Regions from separate parts of the Homo sapiens genome. Here all the other regions are linked to region 2. Evidence: read pairs that join two places in POLR2A ChIA-PET (ENCODE). Cell type or tissue: MCF 10A. All regions are shown on one strand. Region 1 overlaps NCKAP1 (NCK associated protein 1). Region 2 holds the start of NUP35 (nucleoporin 35). Region 3 holds the start of LOC124900540 (small nucleolar RNA SNORA77).

Evidence for each region. ChIA-PET counts read pairs that join two places held together with the same protein. Peaks named below come from ENCODE experiments on the same cell type or tissue, not always from the same donor. Only the 100,000 strongest peaks of a DNase experiment are listed, where the experiment ranks them.
Region 1: POLR2A ChIA-PET joins it to region 2 with 12 read pairs; 11 of 35 experiments call an interaction of 5 or more read pairs at or near these places.
Region 3: POLR2A ChIA-PET joins it to region 2 with 21 read pairs; 5 of 35 experiments call an interaction of 5 or more read pairs at or near these places.

The regions. Positions count from the first base shown.
Region 1 is chr2:183,027,842-183,035,841 of GRCh38, forward strand. All of the region lies in intron 1 of NCKAP1 (NCK associated protein 1), which reads right to left. Among named protein-coding and RNA genes, the nearest start is that of NCKAP1, 6.6 kb to the right of the region's middle. In MCF 10A, no CTCF peak of the experiment used is centred here; DNase peaks (open chromatin) are centred at 4,550 and 7,820.
Region 2 is chr2:183,120,971-183,128,970 of GRCh38, forward strand. NUP35 (nucleoporin 35) reads left to right here and starts at 3,473. Exons shown (of 9, transcript NM_138285.5): 1 at 3,473-3,527; 2 at 7,317-7,487. The coding sequence starts at 3,488. LOC124907917 (a long non-coding RNA gene) reads right to left here and starts at 3,987. Exons shown (of 2, transcript XR_007087331.1): 1 at 3,823-3,987; 2 at 2,947-3,737. RefSeq lists an enhancer at 3,523-4,291. In MCF 10A, no CTCF peak of the experiment used is centred here; DNase peaks (open chromatin) are centred at 3,381 and 3,921.
Region 3 is chr2:183,056,407-183,064,406 of GRCh38, forward strand. It overlaps LOC124900540 (small nucleolar RNA SNORA77), which reads right to left and starts at 7,940; the gene lies at 7,829-7,940. In MCF 10A, no CTCF peak of the experiment used is centred here; a DNase peak (open chromatin) is centred at 3,345.

The sequences.
Region 1 (8,000 bases), 93 kb before region 2:
CTTGCATTTTCAGAAAACAGCCTGCTATTGGTATACTTGAAATCATATATCTTTCTATTACATCTACAATATTACACAAAATTAATCCTTAACTCAAAGTTATCACCTTTTGAAGTATCAAATTTTTAAAAACTAAATACACAATTAAACTTAGTTATCAAAACATTTTAGACTAATATATTTCAGAAAGGCTTACCAGAAAGACGTAATCAAAAGATTTAACAAATTACCAATTCAATTAAACATTTGAGCACTTCTATCCCCCATACTCCCAAAAATAGAAAAAAAGGAAAGGTGAATACAGTGTAAAATGATGTCTAAATCCCTGAATTTTATAGCCCTACCAAAAAAAAAACTTTTTCAGAGAATTGACTAAAAGAGGTATTTCACTACACAGAAAGAAAACTATGCATAAAGTACAGAATTGAAAAAACAAAAACTCCCCCAAGTACCCTGTTTTACTTTATCTTGAGTCAGCATATTTTCATAAAACATAAAATACTATAATTTCAAATTTCAGAAGATCTAAAATAAATTTAAATATTTATATACTTAAATTTCCAGTTCTCAGAATTGGAACTTTATTCTCCATGAATATTCTAATTATAATATTTTAAAAGTCAGGATTATTTTATGTGACAGATAAAATTACAGTGATGTTAAAGGATACACTTAAACATAGTAATTAAAACCCTTGTCTCTTGGGTCAAGTGCATAATAGCCTATATGACCTTAGGCAAGTTGCCTAACCTCTCAGCCTCAGTTACCTAACCCATAAATTGAGGATATTATTACTACCTACTGCATAGGGTACACTGTTAAAATATTTAAAAGATAAGATACACATAAACTGTTTATTTAGGTGCCTGGCACATATGTAGTTAATAAATAAGTTCCAAATATTTTTTTAAATAAAACTTCTTTATATACATGGATACACATAGTGAGTTCTCAATTATGGAAACAAGATTTTCCATAAAAACAATTCTAGGCTGGGCTCAGTGGCTCACGCCTGTAATCCCAGCACTTTGGGAGGCCGAGGTGGGCAGATCGCGAGGTCAGGAGTTCAAGACCAGCCTAGCCAACACGGTGAAACCCCGTTTCTACTAAAAATACAAAAAAAAAAAAATAGCCAGGTATGGTCTGGCGCCTGTAATCCCAGCTACTCGGGAGGCTGAGGCAGGAGAATCGCTTGAACCCGGAAGGCGCAGGTTGCAGTGAGCCAAGATCGCGCCACTGCACTCCAGCCTGGGCAACAAGAGTGAAACTCTGTCTCAAAAGAAACAAAAAAAAAACTATAGGTCAGTAGTCAATTCAATATCTCTAAGTTCCTTTTAAAACACAAATCTGATGTTATCAGTAAAAATGAAGGACAAGGATGTTTCAGAAAACTACACAATATATTATCCGGGCCACAAAAGAAACATCTTTGATTAGAAACATCAAGCCTAGACCCTATGCCATTTTAAAGTATGACTTTAAAACACATCTTTCTGCCACTCTACCACAAACCCCCATACTGAGGCCTTTCCTCAAGCTATTACAGCATAGGATTACATACCACAGCTTAACTTTACATGGTTAATGTTACTATTTTTCCAAGAACTTACCATGATGCCAAAAAAAAAAAATACAGATTTTTAAAATTCCTCTATCTATTCACAAGAGATTAAGCAACAATCAAGACACCAAAAAAAAAAGACTGCTCAGTAGCTCACACCTGCAATCCCAGCACTTGCGGAGGCCAAGGCAGGAGAATTGCTGGAGCCCACAAGTTTGAGACCACCTTGGGCAAGAGGGAGACCCTGTCTCTACAAAATGTTTAAAAATTAGCCAAACGTGGTGGTAAATATCTGTGGTCCCAGCTACCTGGGAGGCTAAGATGGAAGGACTGCTTGAGCCAGGGAGGTTGAGTCTACAGTGAGCCCTGTTCACAACCACTGCAAACTCCAGCCTAGGCAAGAGTGAGACCCTGACTCGAAAAAAAAAAAAAAAAAAAGAGAGAGAAGGAAAAAAAACAACAAAATAATCAAGATACAAAAGATGTTGGAAGTAAAAAGAACATTTACTGTGCAATTATTGTGTGCAAAACACCTATGCTTTAGAAATTATCTAAATTATCACTCAACAGAAAGGAAAGGAGCTTCTGAAAAATTAAGTAACTTGATCAAGATTTCACAACTACTGACAGGACCTACAGAGAAATTCATACCTGATTCCAAAACACTATCTAAAAATATATGTCCCCTCCCAAAAATAATGTTTAAAAACATGCTCCACTTATTCAAAACCTCCGCTGCTTAAAACCTCAGGAAGCAGTTGCTATCACGGTAAAAATCTGATCAGTTCAATCCATTTTATTTTTTTGAGACAGCATCTTGCTATATTGCCCAGGCTGGACTTGAACTCCTGGTCTCAAGAGATCCTTCTGCCTCAGCCTCCTAAGTACCTGGGATTACAAGCACGCACTACTACTGTGCCTAGCTTCAGTTTTATTTTTTAATTTCTATTCTAACTCAGGAATAAAACACATTCCTTTGCTAAAATATGGAAGAACAATTATTTTCTAGTACAATAATTGGAAAAATGCCAAAATAGGGAAGAACAAAATGATTTTCTAGTACAATGAATTAACTGAAAAAATATGAACAAGATCTCAGGAGTCAGAGTGAGAATGCTATTCGTGAGGGCACAGAAACCAGCCCCATCTGAATAATGTCAAGGATGAGGAGAAAAATACAAAATGTGGCCAATTTAGACTCGAAAGAGGAATTTGACTTAATAACCAAGAAACACCACACGTTTTGCAAAATTGAAGGAATAAAGGGACAAAGATTCTTCCCTGAGTTTTCAACAAATTGAAATTAATACCTAGAGGAAGAATAGACGTTACCTGAAATTATGGAATGTAAAAGTAATATATACCTATGATTATTTTATGTTCCAATTTTTTAAATAATGAAAATATTACAGTATGAAAATTGTCCATAAGTACTGGAAAACTTTATATCAAGAGCAAAATAAGACTCAAATTCATCAGTAGTTAGCTTTCCGATTATTTTTTTCCTCCTGTGTTATGATGTATATTTTGGCCAACCGATCTGCTTTAAGTTAGCACTTTCCCTCTTAGGTAGGTAAAAAGAAAAGAGAGCAATCTACTGCTAGTAACTTGGATTAAGAGGCTTGATAACAAAGTATACTGAAATTATTGGAAATGCTTTCAAATTAATGTAATTTTATCAATAACTACCTCTTAATTGGAGCCAATAATTGAGATCTAAAAATATAGAAATCACAGTTATTGTCCTTTAGACACAAGTTCTGAGAAAGTCATGAACTTGAAAAACTTCAACCCATTATACACTTCAAAATTAGTGATTCAAAAAAAAGAAAAAAATTTAGTGATTCAAATGAGTTATTAATTACCATTCCATTTACAAGAAGATATATATGTCACTGTTGCCTTTAAACAGTTTTCAGCTTCCAATATACAGGATCATCTCAGTTTATGAAGCAAAGGTGTTTTTGCAGTTTTTTAAAGTATATATATTGTCATACCTTTGCGGTTAAAAAGAAATTGTTATTTAAAGGACTACTGTGGAACACATACTTCTGAAATACAAATAATTATTCTGTCTTAGCAGTAAGTAGATGTCAAACTGTATCAGGCAGTAAAATAGAATAGTGAGGAATGTTTCCTAAAAGGTAGTCTTGAGCTTAATTTAATCTGGGGGTGGGGGGGAATGAACATTTATTAAGTGTCCACTATGTTCCAAGCCCCAGAAATAGAACTAGTAACAACAGCCACCATTTCCTCAGCTCTTACGCTTGCTACAAGGCACTGTACCAATACTTCCTATGGATTCACTCATTTAATTCTCCTCTTAACCTATGAGGTTAATAAAAGCGTATTCCAAAAACGTGAGATAACTGGAATATCTATTTAAGATTACAAGAGTTAGAATCAATAAGACTAGCAAGGCTTAGAAAGCCAAAAAATACAGCTTGAAGCATAACAGAAGCTGAGAGCAAATAAGTACCATGGAGCTGGTTTTGCTAGTAGACAGCCAATGTGCAGCCTTCCAGAAATTTAGTTATAACCCAGACAACTAAATTAAATCACCACAGTTAATAATTAGCAGGAAAAGAAATTACAGGTATTTAAGAATTTACATTTCAGTTATTTCAGTAGTTAACATTGGAACAATTTCAGGGATTTTTTTCTGTTCAAGTTAAGTTTGGGTCAGGATCCAGATGTATGGAATTTGGAAAAACCTTCCAAGAGGATTCTATTATGTATCCCTGGCTAGGAACCACTGATCTCCTCACTTTGTAAGTAACCTACAGCCCAGAAATGTTAAATAACTTGTTCAAACTAAAAAAAAAGTATCAGAGCATTATCTAGAATCTAGCTCTCTCAACTCACAGAATATTCTGCAAGTACGGAAAATGTTTAGAAAATAAGTGAAGTTTAGAGGTTATATGCCTGCAAGAAGAGCATTACTATTTTATACTCTAACACAGTCATGCATTGCTTAATGTCATCAGATGATTTCATCATTGTGTGAACATCAGAGCGTACTTACATAAACCTAGATGGTATAGCCTACTATACACCCAGGGTACATGGGATATAGCCTACTGCTTTCATGCTACAAACCCGTACAATGAGAATACTGCAGGCAATTGCAACATAATGGTATGTATTTTTGTATCTAAATGTATCTAAACATAAAAAAAAACAGTAAGAATACAGTGTTATCTTATGGGACTACTGTGTATAGGCAGTCCATCATTTCAGTGTTATGTGAAATATCATTATGCAGAATGACTGTATTTTGTTATCTTTATACAGATGCTCCTCAACTTAACAATAGGGTTACATTCCAATAAACCTATCTTTAATTGAAAATATCATAAATCAGCCAGGTGCGGTAGCTTACACCTGTAATCCCAGTACTTTGGCAGGCTGAAGCGAGTGGATTGCTCGACCCCAGGAGACAGAGACCAGCCTGGGCAACACGGTGAAACCCCAACTCTATCAAAAAAAATACAAAAATTAGCCTGGCATGGTGGCATGTGCCTATAGTCCCAGCTACTCAGAAGGCTGAGGTGGGAGGATCGCCTGAGCCAGGAGGCAGAGGCTGCAGTGAGCTGAGATCGTGCCATTGTACTCCAGCTTGTATGACAGAGCTAGACCCTGTCTCCAAAAAAAGAGAAGAAATGCATTTAACACACCTAACCTACCTAACATCATAGTTTAGCCTAGCCTACCTTAAACACTTACATTAGACTACAGTTGAGTAAATTATCTGGTAATACAGTACACTGCAGAGTATCAGATCACAAGAAAGTATCATACCACTTCCTACTGCATGCCATAGCTTTTGTGCCAACAAGAAGTCAACAAATTGTTAAGTCAAACCATCACAAGTTGGGGACCCTCTGTATATCCTACTGAATAAAAACTCTGCAATCTGAAATAGTAACTAGTTAGTTTCTGTCACTGGCTGCCTGAAGTTTCTATTCATACTTCAAAACCAAGTACAAATGTGACTCTCCTCTTTACCATCTCTCCCAGATTATAATCCTTAATTCCCTTCTCAAGACTCCGACAATCCTACTTACACACTGCATTTTAGTTAAATATCTATACATCTCTCTCCCCACTAAGACACTAATTTCTTGGCACTAGAGACTTCATCTTAATTTACCTCTATTTCCCTCATGCCAGGGAACACATTCAATAAACGAAGAGTAAATGAATAAATTAAAAGGGAAAACCTCAATATTTGAGAGTAACTGAAAGAATAGCTCATATGATGGCTTATAAAACAGTTTTAAAGATGCAATTTTATTACTATCTAAAATAGTCAACTATGCAATAACAAAGCATTTTCCAGTATGGGTTCTTCTACTTAAAACAAGAGAATCATTTCAAACTGGCACATATACAACCCTACTTACAAACTAACAATTCAGTAGCTTATAAAGTTATAAAGATGGGCAGACAGTGAATTTTTGAAGTCACTCATTTATGTTATGTTTGAGTTTTTGACAATAAACATATATTCCTCTGGTAATCATTAAAAAATTTTAAAGTTACTTAACAATTCCATAAAGGAAACAAAAGATGGATTATTTATCATTGCTACTTAAAAATTAAAAATAATTATTTTCCTAAGCATCTCTGGAACACGCTTCTGCATCTGATTGACCAAAAGAGAAAATAACACCCTAAGTGGAAACAAATACAATACTGAAAGGGAAGACTAAAACCAGTTCCCCTCCCTTTACCCTGCACTGCTCCCTTCACAAACATCTTTTCTTCCCCCACTAAATAAGCAGATACTGGCTAAAGACTTTCAATTTTACAATGCTAGTCCTGTTAAACTTTTCCTTAGAAAATAAATTTATCCAAAATAATGAGAAAAGGATAGGGAAAAAAAGAAAAATATTCCTCTAATGTTTTTAAAGAAGTAAAACTGCATTTAAACCACCACAATACTCCACTTTAAAAAGTTTGTAATAGTTGTATGGGTTTTTTTTTTTTTCTCATTCTCTGACCTTTACAGTACAGGCAGAAATTTAACAGGAGGAAAAGACGCAAGTATTAACTAAGATCTTTTTAATACAGAGATTAATCTCATGTTGGTAATGGTGGAGGAAAAGAAAGGAGAAGGAAAAAAAGAAGAGAGTAAACCACACACACAAAAATTTAACTGAGCAAAATGTTTTCTTTGGGTATTTGGCAGTTTTGTTGAACAGTTATACAATTTCAGAAAAACAATGTTGCCCAAAAGAGATGCTCAGATTCCTAAATACTATTTTCACATATTACCATCCTCTACCTTCAGAAGCAATTCTGTGAAGTATGTAGGGCAGGCATTATGCTCCCTACATTACAGAAAACTAAACTGAGTTCAGTTATTGTTTAAAATGAAACATAATTTCTACTCTACTACTTCACCATAAAATCATAAAGATAGAGCTGGAATAGACTTTAGTGTTCCTTTTACAGTTAATTTTCCCCATTTTACAGATGAGGAAAAGTGAAGCTCAAGAAAGTCAAATTACTAACCAATGTTAGAGAACTCTCAGTGACAGAATGAAGATTGGAATGCAAGTCTCTTAACTTCTGGCCCAGTGCTCTTAATCCCACCACCACACAAGTTGCCATGCTGGAACCTTTAAAAATGTTACAAATCTCTACATGAGTGAGTCACATTATTAGGTCTGCAAAAGGGAAACCATATATTTAAAAACAAAAAAAAAGGAATTAAGCAACAAATAAATTTAAATGTAAAGCTACCAACAACCTTCAAGTCTTTTCCCTAAAATCCGCTTTTATGTGTTCCTACATCCTCCGTCAAACTACAAGTTCCCTAAAATTCCCATAAATTGTAAATATTAAGATCTCAAAATTTTTGACTGATGAAATTAAAAAAAAAAAACATTCTTCAGTAATCATGCTCCAACTTCCCTAATAAGCGCCAAAGCATATTACTGACAATAATAAGTTATTTTACTTAACTATTTTTCATTGTATATGTTCACTAAAATATCATTTCCACTGTATACTTCCAATTGAAACAGAGTAATTAGATCTGGTAGACAATCTAATGCACATGCATTAATGAAAATGTGATAATTGATTGGCAAACATGTATTATGAGGTGGAAGGTTTTTTTTTTAAGACTAGAAGAGGTTGAGATTGAAAAGAGTATGTGGTTTATAATGCAGTAAGAATGCAGACAGCATGAACCTAATAAACACATGGTGAACAGATCTTACTCACTTCTTTGGCAAGATATTTGAACAAATGTTTCAATTCCTAGCCAGCTGGGAAGATATGCCAGACTCACAGACAATTCTATAGGCTGAAAGATCCAAAATCTTATCTGATTCATTTACATGCAAAATTACACAAAGGGAGCAAACCCAAGGGTATTATTATTAAAACTAGAGCACACAGGTTTTGAGAGAGAGGAGGGAAGTAA
Region 2 (8,000 bases):
AGACCACTAAGAGTTGAAAAAGAAAGGAGAGAGCAAAGGCTTGAACATCAATAATATTCCCAGGTTAGAAAAAAAATGGGATCAATTATTGAAAAACCAGAAAAGGAGTAGGAAGTTATGAGAAATAGGAAGTGTAGCATCACCAAAAATAAAGAAAACACTTGTACTTAGGAAAAGATTGTCAAAGCTGTTGGATACTGCAGATGTCAAGGAGGCAGGTCTAATTTGGCAATTAGAAAAAAAAAATAGTTGGGGTCAGTAGTTTTATTTCGGAAGAGCATTACACAGGAGCCAATCTGCAATTAATTAAAAATCAAAATAGTAAAGATAGGGAAACAGATAATTTACTAAAATCTATAGACACTTCTTTTGAGATTTTGAAAAAATGAAATGAGAGAGAAATTAGCACATGGTAGGTAGGTGGAGGAGCAAGGCCTAGGGAGGGTTTCAATTCTGGGCTTCTTTATAGCTTGGTAAGGAAAGAGCCTGTTGAAAGGGTAAAAGATTGAAATGCAGGTAAAGAAAAGAAAATAAATGTCTTAATGGAAAAAAGTTTTTAATTTAAAAAGTAAAGAAAATAGGGCTGGGCGCGGTGGCTCACACCTGTAATCCCAGCTCTTTGGGAGGCTGAGGCAGGTGGATCATGAGGTCAGGAGATCGAGACCATCCTGGCCAACATGGTAAAACCCTGTCTGTACTAAAATTCAAAAAAAAAAATGAGTTGGGTGTGGTGGCATGCGCCTGTACTCCCAGCTACTCGGGAGACTGAGGCAGGGGAATCAGTGGAGGTTGCAGTGGAGTGCCAGAGCTGAGATCGTGTCACTGCACTCCAGCCTGGTGACAGAGCGAGACTACATCTCAAAATAAATAAATAAATAAATAAAATAGCAATAACACCTGTCATCAACCACAAAATTGTATAAAATAAGTTAAAGGCCATTCTTTTTATTATTATTATTATTATACTTTAAGTTCTAGGGTACATGTGCACAACGTGCAGGTTTGTTACATATGTATACATGTGTAAAGGCCATTCTTAAATCCTCCAATTTACAAACCCTTTTCTACTTTACTGTTAATAGTTTGGTGCAAATCTTTTTCTTTTTCTTTTCTTTTTTTTTTTTGGACACAGAGTCTCGCTCTGTCGCCAGGCTGGAGTGCAGTGGCATGGTCTTGGCTCACTGCAACCTCCACCTCCTGGGTTCAAGCGATTCTCCTGCCTCAGCCTCCCAAGTAGCTGGGATTACAGGCATGTGCCACCATGCCCGGATAATTTTTGTATTTTTTAGTAGAGATGGGGTTTCACCATGTTGGCCAGGCTGGTCTGGAACTCCTGACCTCGTGATCCGCCCGCCTTGGCCTCCCAAAGTGCTGGGATTACAGGCATGAGCCACCATGCCCGGCTGGTGCAAATCTTTTTCAACATCTTCTTTTATTTAAAGAAGTATCACTCTTTTCTCTTTCTCTGCATCTGTTCCTAAATAAACCCGTTATTAAATAAAAATGGTGCCGTATATGCATGCATGTTTTCAAATTACTTTTTTTCATTATATCTATCACAGAGGTCTTTCTAGGTTAATATTTACACTCATATCAAATCCATCTAATTCATTTTAGTTGTTGTATAGTGTTCTTTTGTTTGGCTAGATCATAATTTGTATAGAAATTTCTTTTTTATTTTGTAGAGAAGTGGGGTCTCACTATCTCAAACTCCTGGACTCAAGTGATCAACCCCTCAGCCTCCCAAGGTGCTGGGATTGCAGGTGTGAGCCACCACATCTAGCCTCAATGTGTGTAGAAATTTATACATTGATATACCTTTCTTGGTAGCTTAATTCTAAAAAGTGGATTGCCCTGTGTTGTGGGCTGACTACTCCCCAAAGATATCCATACACTAAGCTTTAGAATCTGTGAATGTTACCTTATATGGCAAAAGGTATTTTGAAGATGTGATTATTAACTTAATCACCTCTACTGAATATTGAAATAGTAAGATTATCCTGGATTACCTGGGTGGGTCCTAAATGTCATCACAAGGCTATGTGATGGCAGAAGCTGAACAAAGCAGTGTCAGACAGACCAAAGATGCTACATCGTTGGCTTTGAAAAAGCAGGAAGGTGGCACAAGCTAAGAAATATAAGTGGCTTCTAGAAGCTTGAAAAAGCAAGGTAATAGATTCTCCCCTGGAGCCTCCAGAAGAAAATAGTCCTTCTGGTACTTTGATTTTAGCCCTACAATACTCATTTTGGATTTTTGGCCTCCAGAACTGTAAGAGATACATTTGTGCTGGTTTAGTTAACCGAGCTTGTGGTACTCCAATGTGACTTTATCTGAACTTTATTACATCTGCAAAGACCCGATTTCCAAATAAGGTCATATTCATAAGTATGAGGGTTAGGACTTGAACATAAATTTTTGAGGGACACAATTCAATTCACACACCCATTTTCAAAAAGTCAATTCGATCTGTGAGTGGTTTTAAAATTTGATTTCTGTGAACCTACCATTTAATTCTGGAATTGTTACTGCCTCATTCCAAAGACAAAATTCTTCCTCCATTTGAGATTTTAGGAAGTCCTAGAAGAAATAGCTGAGCATGGGTGGATATTTTGGAAATAATCCTCATGGTATGGAGCAGAGAACGTCCCCAGTTATACATATGTAGCACATTATTTTATAAAGTTAGTATTTGAGCAAAACTAAACAATATATTTTTACACACACATATGCAGAATATGTGTATGTGATTTACGTATGACTATGCCCTAAAGAAAAGCAGCAAAGTGAGGGGACGTGGACGGCAGGGATGGCACATGCAGAAGCACGCAAGATTCCGCGGTGTGGAGGGTTCGTGGGTGCGTATAATTATCTTCCATTATTTACATGTGTACTTTATGCGTTCGTTAGCTATATTTTTGTATGTTTTAATATGCAACAAAACGGCGTATGAGTTACGCTTTAATGTAAAATTGTCTACATAACACAAAATTTAAAAGAAATGGCATACGGATAGTAGAAAACATGCTTTGAGGAAAAAGCGTCATGTACTAAGTCCAGAAATCGACATTGCAAAGAGGCACCAACTGTTTTCATCAAGCTGACTTTTCCAGGTGCTACTCAGAAAAGCTGACCGATGATAGAGCACTGGGTCAACTCACGCTAATTATGAAACCGTGAGTAAAATAATCTGTGCTTCTATGTAACTTAAGTACCCACAAATCAGGAAGCATTCCCGGATGAAAAGCATTCACAGAACCATACGCTGGTTCGCCACCTTCCCGGTGCAAAAACCCTTTCCTCGGAAATTCTCAGCGCAAAGACTTTGCCCTATTCCAAAATGGCTCCGGCGCCTACAACTTAAGCATAGCGCAGGTCCGGAAGTTACGCAACCCCATAAGGTAGCACGCCGTTACCCGTGGGGAGCGTTTCCGCCATTTTTGAAAATTAATTGGGAAGGTACTGGTTTTAAGTGTAGTTGCCGACGCAATGGCAGCCTTTGCAGTGGAACCTCAGGGGCCCGCGTTAGGTGAGTGAAATATTGCTTTTCCTTGCTGGCACTGCCATCCATGCTCTGGGCCTGGAGGCGGGCAAGACTGAAAGGCAGTCGTCAGGCTCTCGTCTGCTGGTTTCAGTCGCGGAGAGGGAATCCTTGGGTGCCCCCAAGTTCATAGTCGGTCCCCTACTCGACGCGTCGCCTCCATACTGCTACAAAGGTGGCGCCGGGAAGCTGAGGGCCCTGGGAGGGTGAAGAAAAGGCCGTCTGGCGGTGACTGAGCTGTGTTTGTGCCCCCACACGCCAGCCACGTTAGACTGGCCCATACCTTAACCTCCTTCTGATACCCGAGACGCGATGCTGGTTGCTGGATTCCCAGCTGGTTGCTGGTCCCCAGAAGCATCCCTGGGAGGAACTGACCGCGGTACACGTGGGTGGGCGGTGCCCTGAAGTGTGTGGGTGCAGTCCACTGCTTCTTGATCACCGGTGCTTCCAGTTCCTGTTTTGACTCCTCTCTCCCGGGCTTTGCCAAAGGAATCTTGTTATTAATGGAAGCTTGAATCGTGCAACATTTAATCAACCGTGTGGTTGGTAATCATTGAGATATTGACCTTAACAGCAAGCTAGGAGTTCGCACGATATTTCCCGCCTTTATTTGGGGAAAGTGACTCTTAAGTATTGTAGGAGGTATTTTTCTCTAGTAAGTCACGATCTGAATTTTTTTAAAGATTCATTCCCATTATTCATTGCGGAGCCTCGTTGAAATATGTCGTCTTTGAAAAAAATCTACCACTTTAACAGCACGCGGATTTCTTTTTTTCCTGCTGAGTTTTGCGACTTGTGAGAATCGTCGAAAATTTTAGAACGGAAAATAAACCGTCTTACTGTCATAGAGACTTACCTGAAAAGTTAGGTTATAACTTTCTGAGCTTGGAAAAGAGAGCAAATGTAATATATATGGTGTGGAAAGAGTCTTTAGATTTGAAGGGTATGTAATGCTTGCCATGTTTGGTGTAAAATAAGTTCTTTTTGAGAATAGAGTAACTTGAACTACTTTAGTCTGTCATAAAAAAACTAAATGCATAATGTCAATAATGCAGATACTCTGCATTAAAATTTATATATAGATGTCGTCTTGGTATTTATTTTTAATGTATTTTAGAGATCAAAAACTCTTCATTTCCAGTTCCAAATTTTTCTATTCAACAAAAACATTTTGGAGTGCATATTTATTGGGGTTACAAATGTGAGTAAACCAATCCCTGTATATTGCCTTGCCAGAAATCTGACATTAGCCAGTATTAATGTTTAAGTCCACATTTTGCAGATATTCCAGGTGCCCACTGGTGTAGTAAAACTAAGGGTTGACTTCAACAAACTGCTAGCTGAGTACGTATCTTTTGGGAGCACAGAATATGAAATGGAATTGAGGACATGCAGCATCTTTTCCTTAAGTTTGCTTTAAGTGAAATTTAGCCTGAGGGGTGGTTGGTGACAGTCCTGATTAAGAGCCCATTGTGCCCTCCTTCCTGTCTGGTGCTTTCTTTTTTCTTTTCCTTCCTTCTTCCCTCTCTCCCTCCCTCCCTTCCTCTTTTTTGACACAGCCGTGTCACCTGGGCTGGAGTGCAGTCGTGCAGTCTCAGCTCACTGCAACCTCCCCCTCCGGGCTCAAGCAATCCTCCCACCTCAGCCTCCCAGGGGCTGGGACCACAGTGTGCCGCCACTCCCAGCTACTTATTGTATTTTTGGTAGAGACAAGGTTTCGCCATTTTGTCCAGACTGGTCTCGAACTGAGCTCGAGCGATCCACCTGCCTCGGCCTCCCAAAATCCTGGGATTAGAGGCTTGCGCCTTCTACTGTGTCTGTATGTATCCAGATACATCAGAACTTTTCTTAAGCCAATTCTTACTTTATTTTGCTATAATTTTTTTTTCTTTTAGGGAGGGGGAGTGAATGTAGTGAATGTTACCAAAAACTTTGCGTTTAATATGGTATTCTGAATATCTGTTAAGAATATGCTTTTGTTTAGACTTTTGGTTTGATTTTAGTGGATCTTCTTACGAAATATTTCTACAGTGCCATGTAACATAGTAACTAGCACTTTATAAAATAATTACAATGTAATTAGAGTTTTTCACACCTTGTTTTAGCATTTGCTTTATCCATTTATTGAATTTGTTTTTTTTTTTGTCTTTTATACACTTGTATTGTTAATATCTAGGCCTAATATAATGGGAAATAAGAGGAAGACTAAATAGTTGGCAGCTTTCGGATATTAAGAAACAGATTGTTAAGGCCATCTAGAAGTTAAGTAATAGTTAATAAAAAACCATACAAATAACATAGCAAACATTTGACCCTTCTGAGTGCAATGAGTCACACTCAGGCTTGTCACCTAGTTGAAAATTATTTTCATAAGCAGAGATTGCAAATTCTACATTTATACTTTACTCAGTTTTTGCTATTATAAAATATTTGTAGAAAATAATAATTCGTATTTATTGAGCACCTGTGTATCAGGTACCAGGTCAAGCTATACTTGCTATAATTCTAACAAAAGCTCTGTTAGTGGATGCTAGCTATGCTTATTCCCTTTTACTGAGAGAACTTGAACCCACATCTTTGACTCCATAGCCCATTGTTTTCCTTATTCTGCTATTTTGCTCTGAAATTAGAATTATATAGCTCACTCATCTTCATAAGGGAAATAATATCTACTCTATAGATTGTGAGGATTTATTTTGTATCAATTGTGAGGTTTCAGTTCTCTAAGTTGGCTTTATATTAGGGGGATATTTAATGATGATTCTTTAATTTTTTTTTTTTTTTAAATAAAAAAGATGAGATCTCAGTGTGTTGCCCAGGCTGGTCTTGAACTCCTGAGCTCAAGTGATCCTCCTGCCTTGGCCTCCCAAAGTGCTAGGATTGCAGGCGTGAGTCACCATGCCCAGCTGTGATTATTCTTGACTTAAACTAATGATTAAGAAAAAAGATACAAAAATAAGTTTTCGACTCTTTTCAACATGTTTCTGAGTTAGGGTGCTAGTTATCACTGTTATTTTGTAAGTGCTCTAATATATGCATGGTTACGGTTTTATCACAATAATGATGAACTTTTTATGGGGAAGAAAAAGAAACAATTTAGCAAGCTTAACCCATTGTGTTTGATATGCTAAGCTTTGTATGTATAAGTAGTGCAGCCTGTCCTTGTTTTTGGTTGTTACATAGTCCAAACTGATTCGGAAATGGAAAGAAGTTATTAGTGTGATTTTTAAACCCCTGAAATAATGTAAACAAAAATAGCTGTCACAGATAAATATTGTGCTGCCAGGTGTACTGGCTTCACACCTTTAATCTCAGCACTTTGGGAGGCCAAGGCTGGTGGATCACCTGAGCTCAGGAGCTCCAGAGCAGTCTGGGCAGCATGGTGAAACCCCATTTCTGCAAAAAAATACAAAAATTAGCTGGGCGTGGTGGTGCAGGCCTGTAGACTTAGCTACTGAGAGGCTGAGGAGGGAGGATCGCTTGAGCCTAGGAGGTGAAGGTTGCAGTGAGCTGAGATTGCGCCACTGCACTCCAGCCTGGTGACAGAGTGAGACTCGGACTCAGAAAAAAAAAAAAAGTGAATACAAGATAACTTTACATTTTTCTAGAAATATTTTTTGTTGGCTTTTAAAATAATAAATTCAACTATGGTTCTATTATATCTAAAAGTTTTGATTAAATTTGCAAAATTATGTTAGATTCTTGCATGTTTTTGTCATCAACATGTAACAGAAACTGTAACAGAAAAGTCCTTAATTTATTTTTTGATTCATGTAGGATCTGAACCAATGATGCTGGGTTCACCCACATCTCCAAAGCCAGGAGTTAATGCCCAGTTCTTACCTGGATTTTTAATGGGGGATTTGCCAGCTCCGGTGACTCCACAACCTCGATCAATTAGTGGCCCTTCAGTAGGAGTAATGGAAATGAGATCACCTTTACTTGCAGGTAGGTGAATTGCTTAAAATAATTTTATAGACATGCTAGATACAGGGATGTCCAATTTTTTGGCTTCCCTGAACCACATTGGAAGAAGAATTGACTTGGGCCACACATAAAATACAGTAACTCTAATAATAGCTGATGAGCTAAAAAAAAAAAAAAATGCAAAAAAAATCTTAAAATGTTTTAAGAAAGTTTACCAATTTGTGTTGGGCAACATTCAAAGCCATCCTGGGCTTCATGCGGTGTTCAAGCCATGGGTGGGACAAGCTTGTGCTAGAATTTTTAAAAGTGTAGTGGTGCAGCATTCACCCTCATCAATACATTAATTAAAAAAAATTAAGCAATGTGTCTATTATAAAGCAAAGCTTTTAAGGCTCTTGGAATAGAGGTGTAAGAAGTATAAGCTATAATTTCTAGAGCCACTAAAATGTATTCTATGTTTTTTTCATTCTAAGATGCCTTTGAATTGGCTTTTAAGTACCACTAGGAAAGATAACCCTAAATATGACACAATGC
Region 3 (8,000 bases), 65 kb before region 2:
CTCTAATTAGCTTTGAGTAATGGATCCCCCTGCTGAAGCTGGTCATCCTATCCATAAAATATATACAAATATTGTAGTACAATTTTAAATAGTTTATGGTTTCGTTAAGACCATATAAAGCTCCAGAGACCCTAGATTTGAAACCACTATGCATTGTAATGAGTCTATCAAAAATGGCATAACAGGAGCGATTGTATACCCTGGTAATCATGTGCTAAGCATCCGGGTTTAACCTGGCATAAATGTTAAAAAGAAAACTTTCTATGCCGGGGGCGGTGGCTCATGCCTGTAATGCCAGCACTTTGGGAGGCTGAGGCGGGTGGATCACCCGAGGTCAGGAGTTTGAGACCAGCCTGGCCAACATGGTAAAACCATGTCTCTACTAAAAATACAAAAATTAGCTGGGCATGGTAGCGGGCACCAGTAATCCAGCTACTCAGGAGGCTGAGACATGAGGATTGCTTGAACCTGGGAGGTGGAGGTTGCAGGGAGCAGAGATCACGCCACTGCACTCCACCCAGGGAGACAGAGTGAGACTCCATCTCAAAACAAACAAACAAAAAAACCTAAAGCTTTTTAGAATGTCATCTGGATCTGTAAAAGAGCCTCTTTCCTAATGAGTTCAATGCATTACCCTATGGCAATCTTTCCATGACAGTAATAGGGTAGCCTCTGTTATCAACATTTTATCAGGACTAAATATTCCACTGTAGATCATTTACTCAAGTTCTCTCTTTATCTGCCTCCCTCTGGCTGCCAAGACCTTTGGCACCTCCAACAGAGGGTGGGAAGGAGAACTGAAAACATGAGACTCAAATTGTTTTGTTTTGCTTTCATTTGAACACCTTAACTAAACAGTTTTGTATAAAAGAAGAAATGGAAACTGCTGATTACCAAAAAGTCTTTTAATGGTCTGCAAGTTATCATTTGTCTACATATCCCTTTTTCTTATTGTTATAAGTAATAAAGGGTTGGATGTTTCCTTAATGAAATGTACAGTGTTTTAAAGAAATCCTGTGGCTTCTGCACATTACATAAGCCATAGTTAGTCTGCCTCAGAATGATTGCAGAAATATTGTAAATTTAGTCTCAGAAACTGGCTGCTAATGTAGGCCCAGCCAGCTTTTCAGCTTTCAAGACTGCTCTGTGTAAAATAGCACATTTGGAAATCTGTTGCTGCTACACCCTATTCATACCATACCCTGTTCCTAAGAAGTAAAACTTAACATGAAGAAGAAGCATAAGATATGTGAAAGGGTCACAAAAATGAAAGAAGCAACAGGTTCTAAAAATATTTGGTATTGGTTCAGCGTTCAAATACCTAGACATTAATGTCTTTGAGTGTTGACAATATTCTCTCGTTGGCAAAATACCTCTTCTCTTGATTTCAGTGCTAGCTGGCAAACTCCCATTCCACGGATGTACAACTGGCATCTGTTTCATACTGCTTTTGTTTTTGTGAGAAAAAAGTTAATATAAGGTAAATATCACCACCACCACCACCACCATCATTATTTAATGTTAAATATCAGCTTGACACAAAGCAATGGACTTGACTACAATTATCAGAGTTAGTTAAACTGCCTCAGATTTTTTGTGGAATGAGGTCATGTGAAAATATAATCAAACACTGTACTAGAAATAAGGAATTTTTTTCCTTCTCTTCATGGGAGACAGATTAGCTTAATTCATGTGAAATTGTTTCTTTTTCTCTTATGTCCTTTTCATTTCAAGAGGTATTCCTACCTTTAGTGGGAAGGGTTTTTTTTTTTTTTAATTTTGATTTGTTTTGTTTTGTTTTGAGACGGAGGCTGCCTCTGTCTCCCAGGCTGGAGTGCAGTGGCACGATCTGTGCTCACTGCAACCTCCACCTCCTGGTTTCGAACAATTCTCCTGCTGCAGCTTCCCAACTAGCTGGGACTACAGGCACCTGCACCACCCTGCCTGGCTAATTTTTGTATTTTTAATAGGGGCGGGTTTGAGATGGCCAGGCTGGTCTCAAACTCCTGACCTCAGGTGAGCTGCCCACCTCGGCCTCCCAAAGTGCTGAGATTGCAGGCATGAGCCATTGCATCTGGGCTTTTAAAAAACGTTTTATGTGAAATCTCGTCTCTACTAAAAATACAAAAAATTAGCCGGGCGTGGTGGCAGGTGCCTGTAGTCCCAGCTACTCGGGAGGCTGAGGCAGGAGAATGGCGTGAACCCGGGAGGCAGAACTTGCAGTCAAAAACACAAACAAACAAAAAAAACATTTTTATTACAGAGAATTTCAAACATGAAAAGAGTAAATAGAGGAGTATATTAACTTCCCATGTAATGATCACCCAGCTTTGACACTTAATGACATTTTTCCAAACCTGAATGTAAAGGTTTTGTCCGTAATCTAAACCAGAACTCTTATTTATGCTAAAATAATACATTAGAATAAAAAATAATATAATAGAAACTCTTTTTGTTTTCTTTTTTTTTTGTTTTGAGACAGAATCTCGCTCTGTCCTCCAAATTGGGGTGCAGTGGTGTGATCTCAGCTCACTGCAACCTCCACTTGCCAGGTTCAAGAGATGCTAGTGCCTCAGCTTCCAGAGTAGCTGGGACTACAAACGCACAGCACCACTCCCAGCACAATTTTTTTTTTGTTTTTTGATACGAAGTCTTGCTCTGTCGCCCTGGTTGGAGTGCAGTGGCTAGAGTGCAGTGGTGAGATCTCGGCTCACTGCAACCTCCGCCTCCCGGGTTAAAGCGATTTCCCTGCCTCAGCCTCCTGAGCAGCTGGGATTACAGGTGCACGCCACCATGCCCAGCTAATTTTTGTATTTTTAGTAAAGATGTGGTTTCACCATGTTGGTCAGGCTGGTCTCGAACTCCTGACCTTGTGATCTGCCTGCCTCGGTCTCCCAAAGTGCTGAGATTACAGGCGTGAGCCACCACGCCCGGCCAATTTTTTTTTTTTTTTTTTTTTTTAAAGACAGGGCCTTGCTATGTTGCCCAGTCTGGAATACACCAGCTATTCACAGGCTCACTGTAGCCTTGAATTCCTAGCCAGAAGCAGTCCTCCCTCCTCAGTCTCCCAAATAGTTGGGACTACAGGTGTTGAAAGCTAGACATTTTCACATTTCTTAATGGTAATTTTTATCAACATTTTAAAAAGAAGAGATGGTAAGAACAAATATCAAAGTGACACTCTTGGCAATAGCCAAACCAAGGGGTAAAACATGTCTATCAAACTGAACTTAAGCTAACAGCATGTGATATCATAATTATATGAGTAGTGCTTCCTAAATCCTGGTTTCTTCGAGAAGTAAGAATGTACCCAATGCTTTCATTTTGCTGAGTCACCATGTGGAAAGAGAGAAAAATCAACCACTTACTGAATGAATCACTTTGTTTTTCTTCTAAGTAATTTGCTCTTCTTTAAGAACTGGCAGGCATGAAGCTACCAGGACTTGTGCTACCTGTCTTGTCAACAGTAATACTCACCCAGGGATTACAGAAATGCTTTTAATAATAACATAGATCAGACACAATCTAAATTCTCATAGTAGGAAAGAGTTACAGGAGTTATATAGTAAACCTACACCAAGAAATTTCGTAGGAATTATATGCCAATGAAAGAAAATGTAGGTAGGCAGGTCTTAGTAATGTATATCTGCCTCTTTAAAGTGTTCTAGGGTCATAACCAAAAAGATTATGTAATTCAGACAAATGGGCCTTCTGAGAGGTATATCCGTTCTTGGTCTGACAAGGGATCAGGACAAGACAGGCATAGTGATCTCAAGTCCCACTTGGCCTGTGGACAATGACTGATTGGGTTGGACATTTGAGGTACAAAATCCAGACTAATTTATGGGAACCAAAATAAAGTTGCACTTGAGCTGTTTTACATCTTCTGTGGCACTTTGATGGAAACCATGCACTGAAGAGCCCATTGCCTAAACCATCCCATTCATAGGCATTCTATGGTGCTGCTCTACTGTTTTAAAGTCCCCAACATTCTTTGCTTTAGCCAAAAAATGTAGTGGCACTGACTGCAGAGGGTGGCTTTTTAAATATACTTACGTCCAAAAGGTAGATGCAAATGCTCCAGACCCCCCTTTCCCTTTGTTAGCACGGATTAGGTCAGTAGGCAGCCTTGTATTGAGGAGGAAGGTGTAAGAGGAGTTAGTCTGTTTAGGGGTGGGTCTGGTGGGGTCTGGGGTTGGGAAAAGAATAACAGCGATAGTCTTGGTCTGGCCAGAATGTGCTGTAAGAAGTTCCCTATGCCCTGATAAGAGAAGGAGGAAGTTCTCTGTAAGGTCCTCTGAGCTGGTCGCACCATGGTCGAGCCATCGTGACATTCCCCCGCCCTTGTGATAATGTACTTTGTGATATTCCCCAACCTTGTGAATGTACTTTGTAACATTCTTCCCCACGCTTGTGACAATACACACTCACCGCCCTTGAGAATGTACTTTGTAACATCCATCCCCCGCCCGCAAATAATTGCTCCTGACTCCACCGCCTATCCCAAACCTATAAGAATCAACGATAATCCCACCACCCTTCGCTGATTCCTTTCTCAAACTCAGCCCACTTACACCCAAGTGAATAAACAGCCTTGTTGCTCACACTAAGCCTGCTCAGGTGGTCTCTTACACGGACAGGCATAACATTCTCCTTCCCTGAAGAGAGCAGAAGGAGAGAACTTATCAGCATTCAGGAATGCTGTGAGAGAAGATGTGGCACTCCAAAGGCAGGAAACCATTTCAAAGAAATGTGCTCAGAGTTGGGCGGTCAATAAGGATTGCTTTCAAAGGAAAAAGATGGTGTCACAATTCTGCCAAAGCCTGCTCTGAAAAAAGGTTTACCCTTATAAAAATAAAGGGGCTGGGCGTGGTGGCTCACGCCTGTAATCCCAGTGCTTTGGGAGGCTGAGGTGGGCAGATTATGAGGTCAGGAGATCAAGACCATCCTGGCCAACATGGTGAAACCCTGTCTTTACTAATAATACAACACATTAGCCGGGTGTGGTGGTGCACACCTGTAGTCCCAGCTACTCAGGAGGCTGAGGCAGGGGAATCACTTGAACCTGGGAGGCAGAGATTGCAGTGAGCTGAGATAGCGCCACTGCACTCCAGCCTGGAGACAGAGCAAGACTCCGTCTCAAAATAATTAATAATAATAATAATAATAATAATAATAAAATAAAATTTTTTAAAAAAAGGGCCTATCTTCTCCCTATCCCTCTAAATCTTGGAACATAGATAATTTAATGGCACTGGGAGTTGCAGTGTTAGGGGGAGTGGTAGAGCTACCAAACCCAAGTAGTCAGCTTTCCATTTCCCAGGAGCTGAAGAGGGCTGGGTAGAATCAGCTCTGCTTTTTACCATTCTCTTCATTGACATCTATTCTGCCCCTGTTCATTTGAGGTTCACAAAGGCTTTCCTGCTTTCTTAGAGGAGTCTGACATCAAAACCCCAGCAGAGCCAATGTGGAGGGGTATGTGAAGGATGAGCATCTTTAAAATTACAGAAAGTGGTTTTCCCCATTGTGAGAACACTTTTCAATCTATTCTCACTGGGAAAATTAAGATATTCTAAACTTTAAGAAAATGCTGTCAACTTTAATAGGAAAAAAAGACTAAATTATTTGGAATTTATGGGAATGCAATCCAGTTGTGATGGTAAATAGTTTTATTTGTTTTTTTTTTTTTTTTTTTTTTTTTTTTTTTTTTTTTTTTTTTTGAGATGAAGTCCCACTCTTTTCACCCGGGCTGGAGTGCAATGGAGCGATCTCGGTTCACTGCCACGTCTGCCTCCCGGGTTTAAGCGATTCTCCTGCCTCAGCCTCCTGAGTAGCTAGGATTACAGGCATGTGCCACCACACACAACTAATTCTGTATTTTTAGTAGAGACGGGGGATTTTCACCATGTTGGCCAGGCTGGTCTCGAACTCCTGGCCTCAGTCGATCCACCGACCTCGGCCTCCCAAAGTGCTGGGATTACAGGCGTGAGCCACCATGCCCGGCCCGGTAAATAGTTTTAAAAGTCTCTTTTATTTAACCTAACAAGGGGCAAAGATTGCCTAACTTAAGTTTCAGTTGTTTTTATTTCCCCTGCTTCCCTTCTCATAATGGTTTGAGTGGAGAAATCATAAAATCATAAGTTTAGACCTAAAAAAGTCCTTGGAGATAATTTCTTCCCCTTCATTTTACAGATAAGAAATCTCAGGCCTGACAAGGTGGCTCACACCTATAATCTCAATGCTTTGGGAGGCCAAGATAAAAGGATCATAAGCCCAGGAGTTGGAGACCAGACTGGGCAACATAGTAACACCCCCATCTCTAAAAATTAAAAAAAAAAAAGAAATTTGCCAGGCACAGTCGTGTGCACCTATAGTCCCAGTTATTTAGGAGGCTGAGGCAGGAGAATCCCTTGAGCCTGGGAATTCAAGGTTGCTATGAGCTATGATCTTGCCACTGCACTCCAGCCTGGGTGACAGTGAGACCCTGTCTCAGAAAAAAAGAAAAAAAAGAAAAGAAATCTCAGAACAGATAAATAGCTAAATGTAGGAAGTCAAAAAGTTGCAGGAGAGACATTAAGTATAGATAATTCATAAAATAAAAATCAGATCCACGAAATCCTGAGTTTGTTGTAGAAAATGTCATTACACTTAACAATATTTTCTCTGCAGATCTGGATATGTGTTTGTTGTCTCTATTTTTGTTGGTTAAAGAATGGATCAAGGTTTTACAAAATTGTTTTTTGCTGCCACAGTGGAAATCTACAAAAATGGGTAATAGGCTATTTTGGGACCATTGTTCAGAAGTGCATTTATCTTAGAAATGGTTACCATGGAGATGAGCACACGTTGTGTGACTCTACAGCTTGCAAGTTAGAGTCATCCATGCTAAGACATAAATAGCTATATTATTACACACAGATGCACAAGAGCTCGTGAACACATGCACAATAAAGTTATGTTGTTCCTCTTTTTGTAAAATAATAATAAAATTCCATGTAGTGCTGACATTTGGTGGTGGAAGGGCCTGCACATCTTAGACATTTTAAAATGTAATATTGTATGATGATATAAAAACCACTTTTTAAAAACACCATAAAGTAGTCTGAATCAAGTTTAAAGAGTAACAACATACTTAACAAGTAAAATAAATGAGAGCATGTTTCTTAGACATCACTGCTTCTTAAAGTAGAAATACAAAAAAAGTAAAAAACAAACTCAGAAAATATTACAAAAAGTTCTTGAGTTATTTTTCCCAAAGCACTCAATATTGGGCATAGGTATTTACCTAGTTTCTCTCTCCCTCTCTGGCTAATTAAGTACTTTCTCTTTTTTTCTTTCTTTCTTTCCCTCTTTCTTTCTTTCTTTCTTTCTTTCTTTCTTTCTTTCTTTCTTTTTCTTCCTTCCTTCCTTCCTTCCTTCCTTCCCTTCCCCTTCCTTCCCTCCTTCCTTCCTTCTTTCTTTTGTTTCCCTTTTTTTTTTTTTTTTTTTTTTTTTTTTTGAGGCAGAGTCTCACTCTGTCTCCCAGGCTGGAGTGCAGTGGCGCGATCTTGGCTCACTGCAACCTCCCCGCTTCCCGGGTTCAAATGATTCTCCTGCCTCAGCCTCCCAAGTAGCTGGGACTACAGGTGCTCCCCACCATGCCCCGCTAATTTTTTGTATTTTTACGGGGTTTCACCCTGTTAGCCACCAGGATGGTCTCAATCACCTGACCTCATGATCCACCCGCCTCGGCCTCCCAAAGTGCTGGGATTACAGGCATGAACCACTGCGCCTGGCCTTGTTTCCTTTTTCCACTTGGACTTTTCTTTTTCTTCAGGAATTTTTTACCCTCTGTGTCCCCAGGCAGCTGCATCACCCTAGAGAGGTCAAAATGGTCACAGCACCATGGAATGCTCACTGGCAGACCGAAAAAGCACCCGCTGGATGCTGAGGGAGTCTGCAAAGAAAATAAAGGTTTTAACATTTCAGTGATCACTTGCCGAGATCACAAAGGCATATAT